Linked DNA regions of Homo sapiens: regions 1 and 2 are each linked to region 3. Evidence: read pairs that join two places in POLR2A ChIA-PET (ENCODE). Cell type or tissue: GM12878. All regions are shown on one strand. Region 1 holds the start of PGAP2 (post-GPI attachment to proteins 2). Region 2 overlaps STIM1 (stromal interaction molecule 1). Region 3 overlaps STIM1 (stromal interaction molecule 1).

Evidence for each region. Peaks named below come from ENCODE experiments on the same cell type or tissue, not always from the same donor. Only the 100,000 strongest peaks of a DNase experiment are listed, where the experiment ranks them.
Region 1: POLR2A ChIA-PET joins it to region 3 with 6 read pairs; 3 of 35 experiments call an interaction of 5 or more read pairs at or near these places.
Region 2: POLR2A ChIA-PET joins it to region 3 with 6 read pairs; 5 of 35 experiments call an interaction of 5 or more read pairs at or near these places.

The regions. Positions count from the first base shown.
Region 1 is chr11:3,806,863-3,809,362 of GRCh38, forward strand. PGAP2 (post-GPI attachment to proteins 2) reads left to right here and starts at 1,698. Exons shown (of 7, transcript NM_014489.4): 1 at 1,698-1,789. RefSeq lists a silencer at 1,619-1,948. In GM12878, CTCF peaks have their summits at 1,152 (motif pointing left) and 2,437; DNase peaks (open chromatin) are centred at 1,174 and 2,419; H3K4me3 peaks cover 1,505 bases; H3K27ac peaks cover 509 bases.
Region 2 is chr11:3,959,693-3,962,192 of GRCh38, forward strand. All of the region lies in intron 1 of STIM1 (stromal interaction molecule 1), which reads left to right. Among named protein-coding and RNA genes, the nearest start is that of PPIAP40, 67 kb to the left of the region's middle. In GM12878, no CTCF peak of the experiment used is centred here; no DNase peak of the experiment used is centred here.
Region 3 is chr11:3,878,234-3,880,733 of GRCh38, forward strand. The region is part of intron 1 of STIM1 (stromal interaction molecule 1); the gene reads left to right. Among named protein-coding and RNA genes, the nearest start is that of PPIAP40, 14 kb to the right of the region's middle. In GM12878, no CTCF peak of the experiment used is centred here; a DNase peak (open chromatin) is centred at 1,378; H3K4me3 peaks cover 2,232 bases; H3K27ac peaks cover 2,500 bases.

The sequences.
Region 1 (2,500 bases), 71 kb before region 3:
AGTACAAAAATTAGCCGGGCATGGTGGTGCCGCCTGTATTCCCAGCTACCCGGGAGGCTGAGATAGGAGAATTGCTTGAACCCGGGAGGTGGAGGTTGCAGTGAGCCGAGATCGTGGCACTGCACTCTAGCCTGGGTGACAGAGTGAGACTCTGTCTCCAAAAAAAAAGAGAGAAAGAAAGAAAAAAAAAAGGCCAGGCGCGGTGGCTTACACCTGTAATCCCAGCTCTTTGGGAAGCCAAGGCGGGGGCAGATCACGAGGTCAGGAGTTTGACACCAGCCTGGCCAAAATGGCAAAACCTCGCCTCTACTAAAAACTACAAAAATTAGCTGGGCGCAGTAGCGGGCGCCTGTTAATTCCAGCTACTCGGGAGGCTGAGGCAGGAGAATCGCTTGAACCCTGGAAGCGGAGGTTGCAGTGAGCCGAGATCGTATCTATTTTCACAGGTTTTTTTTTTTTTTTTTAATGGAGTTTCGCTCTTGTCGCCCATGCTTGAGTGCAGTGGTACGATCTCAGCTCACTGCAACCTCTGCCTCCCGGGTTCAAGCGATTCTCCTGCCTCAGCCTCCCAAGTAGCTGGGATTACGGGCGCCCGCCACCGTGCCCGGCTAATTTTTGTATTTTTAGTAGAGACGGGGTTTCGCCATGTTGGCCAGGCTGGTGTCAAACTCCTGACCTCAGGTGATCCGCCCGCCTCGGCCTCCTAAAGTGCTGGGATTACAGGCGTGAGCTACCGCGCCTGGCCCTCACAGGGTTTTTATGAGGATTAAATAAATGAGATAAGAAGTAAGAGTGCCTGGGATATACTGGGTGTTCAGAATGTGTTATTGCTGTGAGGATTTAAGTGGAAAAGTGCGATGTTAGGTATGGCTAACTTAGAGGTCCTCCACCCGCTGCAGATGCTCTGACTACCCACCAGTGTGCTTGCAGGAGGAATTCTTGGTCCCTTCACCCTCCTTCCCTGTTGGGCTGGGATGGTCTTTGCAAAGGGAGCCAGGGGTCCCCCTCAAGTTCTTTCATGGGTCAGTCATGGTCAGGGTAGGGAGGGAACTCTGGCAGCTGGTTTTGGGGGATCAATCCTCTCATTGTGGGGAGACCCAAGGCTGGTGGCTGGAAATCCTTTCTGCGCTACGTAGGACAGGGCGCCCTCTCCTGAACAAAGGCGGGAACAGCTCTAGGCCAGAGTTTCTGGGATGTGCCTCACCGGGTCTCACTGCCTGCAAAGGTGCTCTTCCCATTGCTGAAATGTCCCCAACCGCCCTGACGAGCAAAGTTTGGGGGAGGGGCGCCAGGGCTGGGAGGAAACTGGCTTAATGTTTCAGAAGGGCGAGGCTGGATAGTTCGGTTAGAATGGAGGTGCGAGGCAGGAGAGACGGGCGGATGAGAAAGAAATCCGGCCCCTGTTGAATTAATTTTGTGTTCTTTCAACAGGTAGATGGAACGCAGCTGAGAGGTAAGGCGACAAGGTGGCTTATCCAACATGCTCAAACTCAGGTATCCAGAGCTCTTCCGGCTGCCCTCACGCAGCCGAAATTAGTGGGGGCAGACCCGGGCTGTAAAGCATGGTTTGAGGACACGCCAGATTGAGGAGGAGAGCCAGGGGTCGGGGTCTCCAGAAGCGGGGAGGAGCCAGCGGAGGATCTGGGCGCAGTTTCCTCTCTAAGTTCCGCCCCGAGAGCGCCGGCCCCGCCCCCGCCGTTCGCGCTCTGACCAGCCCGCAGAGCCAGCCCCCGACCCCGGGCCACCTGGGCCCCCGGGTTCCGCCGGCACTCTCGCCACCACCGCGTGGGTGAGTATGGGCATGGATGTGCTGGGCTGCCGGGCAGCCCCACTCGGGAGCTTGGCCGCGCGGTCTGGCCTCTGCAGGGCCGGGCCCCACGCTGTGGGAGTCCTGGTACCTGCCGTCCTATCGCACACACTCTGTTTCCCAGGAACTGCTGCTCTCTGGACTTGCCGAGCTGGCCCCCTTCTTCTCCCTCCCCAGCGTGGGGCCGGGTGTGCAGGGGTTGAGCTCTCCCTTTATTCCGCGGGGCCTCCTGGTCAGGAGTCCTAGGTGGGGAGGATGGGGCCCCGGGGTTGGAACCCCATAGAGTAGTTTTGAATGGCAGCTGTGCCATTTATTAGCCTTGGCCTTGAGTAAGTGTTTTGAACCTCCCTGAGCCTCAGTTTCCTCATCTGTAAAATGGAAATATACAGGCTGTAGCACCTACCTCATAGAATTATGGTGAGATTAAAAGAGACAATGTATATCAAGTACAGAGCAGGGGGCCTAGTATTCCGTAGGCACTCAGTAAATGTGGGTTCAGACTCGAGGCTGAGGAGATCTCTAGGGACTTTGGAGCTGAGGTAGCTCCAAAGAAAGCAATTTTCAGCTAAGTAGTACCTGTGAGGAATGTAGAACTATCTGCAGGCTGAACAATTGCCCTTCAGCTCCACCCTGAGGTGTGGAGTAGAATGACCAAGTTGGAAGGACCTTAGAGGTAATCTAAACCATGTGATT
Region 2 (2,500 bases), 81 kb after region 3:
GGGAAAGGACTTTGTGTTTTTTTCTGCCAATAGCTATCAAAGTGTAGTCTTTAGACCATGGCGGGTGGCAGCAAGGCCTTTTCAGGACATCCAGAAGATCAAAGCCGTTTCATAATAATATATTATTTGCCTTAAAAAAAACTATGTATACCTTTGTACTGATGTTGCAAAAACAGTGGTAGGTAAAACTGCTGGCACCTTAACACAAATCAAACCAGTGGCACTGAACTACTAGTAATGACTGTATTCCTCACCTCCACACACTGTCAGTTAAAAAAAATAAAAGTTTTCAACAAAGAAGTAGAAATCATTAATTTTATTGAATTGCATCCCATGAGTTCATGCCTTTTAGTATTCTGTGTGATGAAATATAAGTATGCATAAAGCATTTCTGCTGCATGTAGAAGTTTGATGGTTATCTCAAGGAAAGCACTTGTGCAATTGAGTTGTAAGTTGACATACCTCTTTTTTTTCAGGCAGCACTATCATTAGTTGAAAGAATACTTGATAGATAACTATGGTTATTCAGTATTTGGCAGAATTTTCTTGTAAATAAATGAAATGCATCTTCTGCTTTAAGGAAAACAACTGGTAGTATTTGTTGCCAATGATAAAATTCCAGCTTTTAAGTGAAAACTGGATTTTAGAAAACTTGTATCTGTCACTGTGAAATTGACAGTTTTCCTGGATTAAAAGCTTTTCTGATGAAATCAGTGGTGATATTAATAATTGTGGCTATTTTGATATTGTATAAATGAAAGTGTCAACATTTGGAAGCTCTGCACTAACTCCTAACCAATAGTTTCCAAATGACAAGTGCATCATGTTACAAAGTCATGCATGTATTAAAGATCCATTCAAAGTGTAAGATAGACCAATGGATTTTAATGTTAGAGGGTACAAAAAGTTTATTCATATAGTTTGGGATTTCACATTGCAACTAACCTTTAAGAAACCTACCGCTTGTTGAGTTTGGGTATAGTCTCGTATAAGGTATCCACAATAGTCTGACTAGTAAAATATTCCTGTCTTTTCCAACTGCATATCTATGTTTTGATCTTTAGCCAAAACAACACATCACAATAGGTTGAATGTAGCTATAAGATTATGTCTGTCTTCTATTAAGCCAGACATTTAAAAGATTTGCAAAAATGTACAATTCTACCCTTCTCGAGATTTTTTCAGAAAACAATTATTTTCCATAAAAATATTATTTACATTAATATGTAAGAGATTTGTTATTGTTCTAAAATAAATTAAAGAGAGCCTGGAGAGCAGTAGCAGCCTGGCTGTCATCACCATGTCCCTGAAAGGTGATTTTTTTTTTTTGGAGACAGGGTCTCACTGTTGCCCAGGCTGTAGTGCAGTGGTGCAATCACAGCTCATTGCAGCTTCAACATCCTGCACTCAAGTGATCCTCCTACTTCAGCCTTCTGAGTAGCTGGGACTACAGGCATGCACCACCATGCTTGGCTTTTATAGAGATGGGGTCTCACTATGTTGCCCAGACAGATTTTGAACTCCTGGGCTCAAGCAATGCCTCAGCCTCCCAAAGTGCTGGGATTATAGGTAGTGAGCCACTGTACCTGGCCCTGCAGGCTGATTTTGACAGTGTTGCAGAAGATGTGAGGAAGCTGAAAACAAGACCAGATGAGGAAGGACTGAAACAACTCTATGGGCTTTAGAAACAAGCTATAACTGGGGACATTAATATTGAGTGTTCAGGAATGCTAGATTTAAAAGGCAAGGCCAAATGAGAAGCATTGAATTTCCAAAATGGGATATCAAAGGACAATGTGATGAGTATATATATATATACATATATTTTTTTTTTGAGACAGAGTCTTGCTCTGTTGCCCAGGCTGGAGTGCAATGGCACGATCTCCGCTCACTGCAACCTCCACCTCCCGGGTTCAAGCGATTATCCTGCCTCAGTCTCCTGAGTAGCTGGGATTACAGGTGTGCCCCACCACACCTGGCTAATTTTTGTATTTTTTAGTAGAGATGGGGTTTCTCCATGTTGGTCATGCTGGTCTTGAACTCCTGACCTTGTGATCCGCCTGCCTCGGCCTCCTAAGATGCTGGGATTACAGGCGTGAGCCACTGCGCCCGGCCAAATACCTGTATTTCTAAGCAAAGGAGCTGATAGAAAAAGGTTGAATTTAGGATAAAGCATAGGAGAAAATTGTCCTTTGGAAGCCTTCATACTGGTATCATGACCTAACATTTAGTGGGGGAAATGCACTTTTAACTCTATGTATCATCTACATTTTTGCTGTTAGCATGAATTGTAATAATTAGGAGTAAATTGAAACTACCTAGTTAACTAAACTGTGGTTACTTAAACTAGGTGTCTGTAAAAGTTCTTTTAGAAAAGTGTCTTATATTTTATTTTTATAGATTTAGGGGGTACAAATGCAGTTTTGTTACATGGGTATATTGTGTATTGGTGAAGCCTGGGCTTTTAGTGTACCTAGTGTATCCATCACCCAAATAGGGT
Region 3 (2,500 bases):
AAGAAAAGGGAACTTTTGCTGAGCTGTTTCTCTAGGCTAGGTGCTTTACACCAATAATTTTCTTTAATCTTCACAACAACTTTGTGAGGTAGCTATAATTAGTCTTGTTTTACATATGATGAAACTGAGGCCCAGAGAGGTTAAGCAACTTACCCAAGGTCACAAAGCTAGTTAATGATAATAAGTTATTATTTATCATGTGCCTGAAAAGCACATATGAAGTTTCTTTTTTTTTTTGATCCTATGAAAGATAATTATTACTTCTTCAATGCAAATGAGGAAACTGGGAATTAAAGAGCTTTGGTTACTTGTGGAAGGTCACTCATCTGGCAGTGTCAGTGCAGGGATTTGAAACCAGGTCTGTCTCATTACAGAATGTGTTCCCTTGATGTCCATGTTGCTCTGCAAATGGAAGAGCTGGGATTCAAATGCAGAGTCATGAGAGCAGGGCTTATGTCTTACCTATCTTTGTGTCACCATTCCCTATGACAGTGCTTACCATGTTGTTAGTGCCCAATAAATGCTTGCTGTAAAATCTAGCTCTGCCCTCCCCATAGCTCATGTTAGCTGCAGTGGGTTCCTATTGCTAGCTGCGTCCTGCCCCAGCTGCTCGGCTGCCTATCTTCCCCCGACAGTTTGGCCTTATCGTGCCTACCCATTGTGGCCTCCTTGACATCCCAACACACAGCATCTCCTCTAGTACTGTTGCTTTCCTCTTCTTCATACCTCTTTTTTTTTTTGAGACGGAGTCTCGCCCTGTCACCCAGGCTGGAGTGCAGTGGCGTGATCTTGGCTCACTGCAACCTCCGCCTCCCGGGTTCAAGCAATTCTCCTGCCTCAGCCTCCCGAGTAGCTGGGACTACAGGTGCACACCGCCACACCCAGCTAATTTTTGTATTTTTAGTAGAGACGGGGTTTCACCATGTTGGCCAGGCTGGTCTCGAACTCCTGACCTCAGGTGATCCACATGCCTCAGCCTCCCAAAGTGCTGGGATTACAGGAATGAGCCACTGCGTCCAGCGTTTCATACCTCTTTTCCCTAGCTATACATTTTCCTCTGGCTATGGCTTTCCAAAACCCTCCAATCCTGTTCATTCTTTTCTCTGTAGTTTTTCTGACTTATTCCAGGGACTTCCCTTTCTAGATTATAATCTTCTTAGTCTGTACCATATAATTTGTCACCTAATTATCTACTGTTTCACTTTCTGTTGGTTTCGTGGACATTAATCTTCTCCCCAGCCAACTGATGGTAGTCATATTATAATAACTCCCCAGATTGGTTTGTGCTCTGCACTTTACAAATCACTCCACTGTTTAAGACCTGTCTTTTTGCTTATCATGCCCACAGCTGCTCTGTGAGGTGGGACAGGAGGGGATTGTTATCTCCATATTATTGTAAACAAATTCAAAGAAAGCAGGTGACTTCCCAATGTCATATATGTAATTAGGGGCAGAACAGAAACTATATCTCAGGTTTACTAATTTCTGGCTTAGAATTTTATCTGCAGGCTCTTCTACATTTGTTTTTTTCCTTACCATTTCCCCTCTTGCCTTCAAGGGTCACTCAAGGCAGAACATCTACCTTGTGGGTTTTTAGGAGGTTTGGTTGGTGACCCAGTGAATGGTAAAGTAGCCCAGATATCAATCTTAGGTACTTCTCAGTGGCATCAGTGTTCTGGGTTGCTATTGCCGAGAGAATTCTCTTTCTGTGGCTATTAGGATTAATGTTGAACTAAGAAGCATTAGATTATTATGAATGGTCAGAACACACTCTCATGGAGATCCAGGAAGCAGGACAGGATGTGTGGTGCTGGGCACTTTTGTGTTGTGGCAATGGCATGAGTTTGCAAGCAGTCAGGCCAGAGTTTGAAATCTGGCTTTGCTGTTGTTTGCTGGCCTCATGACCCTTAGTAAATCATTAATCTCTCTGAGCCTTAGGGCCACTGAGAGAATGTATTTAAGGGCCACATAATGGCCTGTGAAAACAGTATTTGTTGTTGGTTTTTATTGCCAATACTACTTTAAGTTTAAGGTGCCTGAAGGGCATTAGAAGCCTGCTAGCACCTGTGACCCTTGCAGGTTACTTCTCGTGTCTTGATTTCCAAGCATTAGTGATGACTACCTTGGAAGCTATTGGCTGATAGAGGATGAGCTTGAATGCTGTTCCCAAAGTCTCCCGTCTCCCAAGTTTCCAGTGCCTTCTCAGGGCAATGAAAATAGTTTGTGGACAGCTGGGGGATGGTTTCAGTGTCAAACTTTGGGAGTAAAATCTTTCATGTTTTTCTGAAGAACTTTGGCATTAGAATTGTTGGTTCTGGAAAGTCAAGAACACAGTTGTTATTGAGAGATTTTAGTTATTTCTGAAACCAGATATTGCTCCAAAGCTGTTTGTTAAATACTTCCCTACTCTTCCTAAACCCCTGCCCCTCCCCAAAAGAAAAATAAATCATATTCAGACCATCGTGCGATGGTTATATCTCTGGCCTCCCTGGTCACCCAG